2 separate regions of the Homo sapiens genome follow, and region 1 is linked to region 2. Evidence: chromatin contacts called from ENCODE Hi-C or POLR2A ChIA-PET data. All regions are on one chromosome and are shown on one strand. Each heading gives the region's core, a stretch centred on a gene start or an enhancer-like site at or near the end of the contact. The rest is flanking DNA. Distances are from core to core; before and after follow the strand shown. Region 1 overlaps METTL2B (methyltransferase 2B, tRNA N3-cytidine). Region 2 holds the start of IMPDH1 (inosine monophosphate dehydrogenase 1).

What was found. A loop is a pair of places that touch in the nucleus more often than their neighbours do. ChIA-PET counts read pairs that join two places held with the same protein, here RNA polymerase II (POLR2A). Pooled maps may share reads with other maps.
Region 1: a loop to region 2 is called in a pooled map, with 2.3 times the contacts of the local background. The contact joins the enhancer-like site here to the promoter of IMPDH1 in region 2. A Hi-C loop is called at or near these places in 1 of 50 pooled maps. POLR2A ChIA-PET finds 5 or more read pairs at or near these places in 2 of 52 experiments (B cell and PC-3).

The regions. Positions count from the first base shown.
Region 1 is chr7:128,505,475-128,509,510 of GRCh38, forward strand. METTL2B (methyltransferase 2B, tRNA N3-cytidine) reads left to right here. Exons shown (of 9, transcript NM_018396.3): 9 at 1-1,128. Among named protein-coding and RNA genes, the nearest start is that of METTL2B, 31 kb to the left of the region's middle. RefSeq lists an enhancer at 1,302-1,391. Within about 2 kb of position 1,522, at least 5 of the 41 ENCODE cell types and tissues checked have a DNase peak (open chromatin) inside an H3K27ac peak, as active enhancers do; they include B cell, where a contact is called at or near this core.
Region 2 is chr7:128,408,714-128,413,055 of GRCh38, forward strand. It overlaps IMPDH1 (inosine monophosphate dehydrogenase 1), which reads right to left and starts at 1,269. Exons shown (of 17, transcript NM_000883.4): 1 at 1,043-1,269; 2 at 728-771; 3 at 576-639. The coding sequence starts at 1,188. RefSeq lists a silencer at 796-1,415 and an enhancer at 1,686-1,925.

The DNA of each region.
Region 1 (4,036 bases), core at 272-2,771, 97 kb after region 2:
TGATGCTGTGTTCCTCCCATAGGATCGTATCAGGCGACACATGATTATGAATTTCCCCATTATTGGTGATGTCACTTAGTTGTGTTGTCTGCCAGGTTCTGCCACTGTAAAGTTAATAAGTATTTTGTAGGGAAGTGCTTTGAGACTAAATATCCTGTTCCTCATCAAACTTCTACCCCCTAGTTTCAGTATCTATTGCTGTTTTTTGTCTGAATAACTATGATAGTTGCCAAATAGTGGTTTCTGATCCTTCCATTCCTTCTACACTGATTGGTTGGTATTTTGTACAGAAAAGCTTTCTCATATCTGATTTACTTGTCTCAATATGGACCCATGGGTATTTGAGTTTCTTGTGGGGTTATTTGTTGTTGTTTTTGAGACAGGCTCACCCAGGCTGGAGTGCAGCAGCACGATCACTGCTTACTGCTTACTGCAGCCTCGACCTCCCATGCTCAAGTGATTCTCCCACCCCAGCCTCCCAAGTAGATGGGACTACAGGCATGTGCCACCAAGCCTAATTTTTGTATTTTTTGTAGAGACAGGGTTTCACCATGTGTCCCAGGCTGGTCTTGAGCTCCTGAGCTCAAGCAATCCTCCCACCTCGGCCTCCCAAAGTGCTGGGATGAGCCACCGTGACTGGCCCCACTTAATGGGTTTTCAGAGGTGGGAGCAAAGAATGAAGGGAGGAAGAGAGCTCCCATCTTTTCCATTACCGTATTTACTTAAAACTGGAAAAAACTGAATCACTGGGATGGTATTTCATTTATCTTTTGAAATGAAGAATAGATACATTAATTTAAATGATTCTCTAAAGACTGTCCTTCAGCATCCCTAAAGCATTGCAAAACTATAGGCACAGTTTTTATTTTATCTTTCTGGCACCTGGTTTGGGCTTTGGCTTAGATTAAAAAGACGAGCCTTCTCCTGCCCCTGCTCCCTTTTATTCCCTGCCATCTGCTAAGCTCGACTTTTTATCTCTCAGGCCAAATTTGACTCTGTAAGGGACTTTGCATAACGTTTCATCCTCAGAATCGCTAATGATGGGCAGAGGACTGTTACATGTGTTGGGAGGGATTAAAGTATATGACCTCAGTGCCACTTAAAAAATAAATACTGTCTCAACTATCAGTCTGGCTCTGAATGGTATCTCTTAATATGCTTAATGCAAGAATGGTGGGTCGGGCGTGGTGGCTCACGCTTGTAATCCCAGCACTTTGGGAGGCTGTGGCAGGCGGATCACCTGAGGTCAGGAGTTTGAGACCAGCCTGGCCAACATGGCAGAACCCATCTCTACTAAAAATAAAAAAAATTTAGCCAGGCATGGTGGTGGGAGCCTGTAATCCCAGCTACTGGGGAGGCTGAGGTAGAAGAATTGCTTGAACCCGGGAGGCGGAGGTTGCAGTGAGCAGAGATTGCCCTCCAGCCTGGGTGACAGAGCAAGACTCCATCTCAAAAAAAAAAAAAAAAAAAAAAGAAAGGTGCTATGTGGGGCTGGAAGGTGGCTCCAGGTGTGAAGCTGCTCAGGAAGTTGTGTGGTTTCAATGTGAATCTAACAGAGAAGTGTTTCTGAAACTGATTTACCTTCCTAAGTAGTGTTAATTAGGGTGAGGAGATAAATTCAATGTTGTTTGAAAAATGAGAGACAGTTTGAGACAGATGCACTGGAGCTATTGGAGTGAAACCATGTTCCTGAAGGCAGCGATCACCCTGAAAGTGGGTTTTGCACTGTGAAAGGGATTCATCTCCCGGTCTTGCAGGATTCATGTAGAGCCTGGCCTCTGTTAATGCTATCAAACCTATGTACAATGGGTCGGCCACTTCTTTTCATATAAGTTCATATTCTCTTGGGTTCTGGTTGGAAAATTAGGCCTTGGAAACTTAGTGAGAAAGGGAAAATCTAACGTGCTAAGCCATCCTACTTGGATGTAATTGATTCCTATCTTTGCTTAAATACATACTTTAGTAGGAGTAAGGAGTTCTGTCTGTGGCTTAAAAGATGAGCTCAGGACAAGCAGTTTCTTTCAGTCTGTTCACAAAGGCCTGTTCTTTGGTTTGTGGCTGCAGCTGCTATTTTCAGAGCCTGGCTGCGTTGATGCATTGCAGATTTGTGCGTGCTTCCTAATTTGGTCTACAGGTTGTGATTTGGGAACCCTGGTTAAGAGGTAGAAGAAGTGCTCATGGTGAATTTCCCAGGTGAAAACACTGAAACATTGCATCATGACTGCTTCATTTTATTTAAATAAGTGTCTTGGCTCAAGGTTGGACATTGTCTCTGTAGCCAGTGAAACACACTCCATGACCAGGTTTCAGGACAAATCACCACAGTCCGATTTAATACCCCACTGGGGACCCTGAGACACCGTAGCCTTGACTCCAGCCTCAAGCTTGGCATCTTTACCCACAGATGAGCCTCACACTGCCTTCATTCATTCATTCTCTACTTCCATTCTCTGAATTTGGATTTTGCCATTAAAATTTAATGTTATAGCCAGGTGTGATGGCTCACACCTGTAATCCCAGCACTTTGGGAGGCCAAGATGGGAGGATCGCTTGAGTCCAGGAGTTCAACACCAGCCTGGGTAACATAGCAGCATCCTGTTCATACAAAAAAATAAAAAATTAGCCAGGCGTGGTGGTGCCTGTGTGTAGTCCTAGCTACTCAGGTGGCTGAGGTGAGAGGATCGCTTGAGCCCAGAAGTTCAAGGCTTCAGTGAGCTGTGATCACACCACTGCTGGGTGACACAGCAAGACTCTGTCTCAAAAAAGAAAAGAAAAGAGAGAGAGATAGAAAGGAAAGAAGGAAGGAGAGAGGGAGAGAGAACGAAGGAAAGGTAAGAAAGAAAAAGAAAAGTAGCCGAGTGTGGTGACCCATGCCTGTAATCCCAGCTACTGGGGGAGCCGAGGCAGGAGAATCGCTTGAACCCAGGAGGCTGAGGTTTCAGTGAGCCAAGATCACGCCACTGCACTTCAGCCTGGGTGACAGAATGAGACTCCTTCAAAAAAAAAAGAGAGAGAAAGGGAAGAAGGAAAGAAAAAAAAAAAGAAGGAAAGGAGGGAGGGAGGAACATTTATCAGCAGTGGCACACTTGAGAAACCCTCCAAGGGTGAGCAGAATGGCGAGGGCCCTGAAGAGCCCTGCTACTGACAAGCCCCTGTCACCCTCTTCAGCCTTGCTTCTGATTACCCCTCAATTTTTGTGGGCGATTAAGGCCGACATTCAATCGAGCTCATTAAATTATGAGTTTCTGACACGGTGCGGTGGCTCATGCCTGTAATCCCTTTGGAGGCCAAGACAGGTGGATACCTTGAGGTCAGGAATTCGAGACCAGCCTGGCCAACATGGTGAAACCCTGTCTCTACTGAAAATTAGCCAGGTGTGATGGTGAGTGCCTGTAATCCCAGCTACTTGGGAAGCTGGGGCAAGAGAATCACTTGAACCCGGGAGGCGGAGGTTACAATGAGCTGAGATCCTGCCATTGCACTCCAGCCTGAGTGACAAGAGCAAAACTCTGCCTCAAAAAATAATAAAAAAGGCCAGGCACGGTGGGTCACACCTGTAATCCCAGTACTTTGGGGGTCCAAAGCAGGCAGATCACCTGAGGTCAGGAGTTCAAGACCAGCCTGGACACCATGGTGAAACCCCATCTCTACTGAAAATACAAAAATTAGCTGGGCATAGTGACGCGCATCTGTAATCCCAGCTACTCGGGAGACTGAGGCAGGAGAACAGCTTCAACCTGGAAGGTGGAGGTTACAGTGAGCCGAGATCAAGCCATTGTGTTCCAGTCTGAGTGACAAGAGTGAGACTCCATCTCAAATAAATAAATAAATAAATAAATTGTGAATTTCTTGGGGGACCGTTGTATTCTAAACACAGCAGACTACCAAAGCCCCTGGCCCATGGTCAGTGCCCAGTAAGTGGGGACTGAATGCCTGAATAGCTTCTTCCTACCCTGCCCACTGCCCCCTACCACTGCACAGACACCCCGGATACACAGTTTGTATTTAACTTAAAAACAAAATCATACAAGGTTGC
Region 2 (4,342 bases), core at 19-2,518:
GCCCCAACCGGCTCATTCAGCCCCTGTGGCCCCTCCCTATCGCCCTGCGGCCTGAACCCCAGGAGCTGGATTTCTAGGACAGGAGAAAGGCTGGGAGTTGCCTAAGCCTGAGTCAATTCTAGAGAGGCAGCCTGCCAGGACAGGGGGGCCTAACTCAGCAGCCCCACTGCCGAGGAGCCCCTTAAGCCGTTAAAAGTTCTTACATAAGCGGCCAACCCCTGGGCAGAGCTGCCGGGCTAATTCCCCCAGACCACCCCCATCTAACCCAGCTGCCAGGTCACCTCCCCAAGCTGCTGAACACCAGCAGATGGGCAGAGAAAGAAGTCCAAATCCTCTGGACCGGAAGGACAGTGGGATTGCATTTCAAGCTGCGATACAATCCAGAGATTAGCTGCTGTCTCCTTTTCAGCCAGTCCCCCTGGGGCCCAGCTCACTACCCTACTCTTCCTCCAGTGTCCCTCATTCCCCTACAGACCCCAGCATGGGGGCCTGCGTCTTCGGAGAGACCTTGAGGTGAGCTGCACTGGCAGCCTCTCAGATCTCAGTGCATGGTGAGGAGGGGAGAGTGTCCTCACCTAGCCCTGCGAAGGCGATCCATCTGGACACCAACACCTGCCAGTAAGACCACTGAAGATAGTTCTAGGAGGAAACAGCTAAGGAGGGGTAAGCCAAGTCAGTCGGACAGGACTCCAGCAAGCACTGTTTGAACCCCAGGAGTTGGAGCCACCTGAACGGGGTGTCGTCGGGTGTGTAGCGAGGTCCAATCTAGGGCTAAGATTTTAGGGAAGGTTTTTACGACCTGTTCCCTCTCCTCCGCTCCCCCGTGCAACGAAGCACCTAACCCTTCGCACAGTGCCCGTCTGCATCCCCCAACCAAAGCCGGGAGCGTGGCGTTTCGGGAAGTTAGAGGCTGAGGCGGTAATAGGGGAAGGGTTTGTGGGGCCTGCCCCTCCCCCGCAGCGTCGCCGGGTTCCCGGAGCCGCCGCGCCCTCCTCGGCCGCCCGCCCCGGATGCGCCCCGCGCGCTCTGCCCTGGGCGTCACCTCTCGGGCTCGTAGCCGGCCTGCAGCAGTCGGGCGCTGTACCGCTGCGCCGCCGTCTCGTGTCCCGGGTGTTGCCGGGCTCCGGGCTCCGGAACAGCGGCGGCTCCGCCTCCCTGCAGCGGTGGTGGAGTGAGTGGCCCCTCCATGCGGAGGCCGCAGCTCAGGGCGGGCGGGAGCCTGGAGGCTCCCGGGGCCCCGGCTGGGCAGTGAGCGCAGCCCGGTCGAGTCCCGAGGAGGGGCGGGGCCGCCGGGGCGGGGCCTCGTGCCGGGGGCGGGGCAGGGGAATCCGGGAGTCGACTGGGCTCCGCCCTGGGCTCCCCGCTCTCCCCGGCGCTGCTACGCAGATGCCTAGACTCGGTTCGTCTCTCCCATCCCAGATTCAGCGAGGGTACATCGGGGGATGAGGGGGAGAGGTGTCCCTACACGGGTGGGACTGGAAAGAACCCCGTCCCCTTCCCTGCCGTCCGGACCTTCCAGTGTCTCCTGGCCCCTTCCGAGGAAAACCAGAAGAGGAAAGGAGCTGGACTCCAGAGGCAGGGCTTCTCCTTGCGTCTCAGGTCCGCTCCTCTCTTGCACGCCGACGATGCCAGGTCCCCTGGAGCGCCTCATACCCGCAGACCGCAGACCTCCCGCGCTGGGGCGAGAGAGTCGTGCTCAGCCGACTCCACGTTAGAGAGCGGGGAGAGGGATCTCCACAGCCTGTAATCTGCCAGGGAACGAACAGAACAGACAAGGCTGCGGGCTCCTTAAGGAACAGGACCTAGTCTTGCCTCGTTGTGGAGGTACTTTACCTTGTTATGTTACCCCGTAACAAGGGAGTGGGGCAGAGCAGTGTACTCAAACTTGTTTGTCCACTTACTAGAAGGCGCACTTTTTCCTACTGTTATCATTGTGAACGGTGATTGAACACCTAGCAAAAATGGCAAAGAAATGTAAGAGTCCTTGCCCTCAGGCAATTTATTTCAGGAGACAAAGTAGATGAAAATAAACAGCTGATAATTCTCATGCCATATACAGATGGTCCTCGACTTACAATGGTTGACTTAAGATTTTTCAACCTTACAGATGGATTTACCCTGAGGTAGCCCCATCTTTAAGTCGAGAAGAATCTGGAAATTTTATTTTATTTTATTTTATGTTATGTTATTTATTTTTTATTTTATTTGAGACGGAGTCTCGCTCTGTCGCCCAGGCTGGAGTGCAGTGGCGCGATCTCGGCTCACTGCAAGCTCCGCCTCCCGGGTTCACGCCATTCTCCTGGCGCAGCCTCCAGAGTAGCTGGGACTACAGGCGCCCGCCACCACGCCCAGCTAATTTTTTGTATTTTTAGTACAGACGGGGTTTCACCGTGTTAGCCAGGATGGTCTCGATCTTCTGACCTTGTGATCCGCCCGCCTCGGCCTCCCAAAATGCTGGGATTACAGGCGTGAGCCACCGCGCCCGGCGCATCTGGACTTTTGTCTGACAAGTCTGAGGGAACAAATGGTAAACACTGCGTGATTGAGGAGTGCTAAGATGTATTAGGGGTCAGACTTTCAGCAACGATTTCACAAAGGAAGCTGAATTTATGCAACAGTAAGATCTTGGACTTTATCCTTCATCGTGCCTCTTCCTATGCACATACACACCCACTCCCCAGAATCAGGATTCTTTTTTTATTTAAGTTTTTTAAAATTTAGGTTGGGCGCAGTGGCTTATGCCTGTAATCTCAACACTTCGGGAGGCTGAGGCGGTCAGATCACCTGAGGTCAGGAGTTCCAGACCAGCCTGGCCAACATGGCGAAACTCCATGTCTACTAAAAAATACAAAATTAGGCTGGGCACGGTGGCTCACACCTGTAATCCCAGCACTTTGGGAGGCTGAGGCTGACGGATCACGAGGTCAAGAGACTGAGACCATCCTGGCCAACATGGTGAAACCTTGTCTCTACTAAAAACACAAAAATTAGCTGGGCATGGTGGTGTGCGCCTGTAGTCCCAGCGACTTGGGAGGCTGAGGCAGGAGAATCGCTTGAACCCGGGGGGCGGAGATTGCAGTGAGCCGAGATCGCACACTGCACTCCAGCCTGGTGACAGAGTGAGACTCTGTCTCCAAAAAAAAAAAAAAATTGCCAGCTATGTTGGTGCACGCCTGTAGTCCCAGCTACTCAGGAGGCTGAGGCATGAGAATAGCTTGAACCCGGGAGGCCGAGGTTTGCACTGAAGCGAGATCGGGCCACTGCACTCTAGCCTGGATGACAGAGTGAGACTGTCTCAACAACAACAAAAAAGCTAAAATTAATTCATTGATTATATTCAGTGTCCTCTGGTACTTTGTATTCTGTCCCTTTTTTGGTGAGGGGCCCAATAGATTGTGGACTCACCATTTAAAAAATACTACCCTAAAGCCAAAGGTTTCTGTTTGGAAATAAGCAGATAAGGTACCCATATGTGTTTATAAAGACTCTGAAGGAGAAACTAGTCAAAACCAATCAATTACTCAACAGATGAAACTTAGAACTAGCTATAGCCTAAAATTTAAAGGACTGTCTGTAAACATGTTAAACTGCGGAGAAAACCCAAATCCAAATAAAGTTACCAGGACAGTAAGAATGACATGAAAGATAACTGTAACATAATTAAATGCATTATAACACAGTGAACAATGTTGTCACATGAAGGCAATGTACTGAAAAAAAAAGGGCCACAGAGCAAGACTGTCTCAAACAAATAAACAAAATTCATGGAAAAATGGAATTAAAAGATAAGAAGAAAAAATAAACTGTATTTTTCTTTTTTTTTTTTTTGAGATGGAGTCTTGCTCTGTCACCCAGGCTGGAGTGCAGTGGCGCGATCTCTGCTCACTGCAAGCTCCACCTCCCAGGTTCACGCCATTCTCCTACCTCAACTTCCCAAGTAGCTGGGACTACAGGCACCCGCCACCACGCCCGGCTAATTTTTTTTTGTATTTTTAGTAGAGACGGGGTTTCACCGCGTTAGCCAGGACGGTCTGGATCTTCTGACCTCGGGATCCGCCCGCCTTGGCCTCCCAAAGTGCTAGGATTACAGGTGTGAGCCACTGCGCCTGGCCTGTATTTTTCAACATAAGTTCCATCAAATTCAAGACACATTTGTAAGCCATGATACCAGCCATTTAGTCCATCTCTAAAGAACTTAAAGTCTTTGGAATTTAAGCATGTCAATGCAGTCTTTTTTTTTTTTTTTTTTTTTTGAGACAGAGTCTCACTCTGTCACCCAGGCTGGAGTGCAATGGTGCGATTTTGGCTCACTGCAACCCCTGCCTCCCGGGTTCAAGAGATT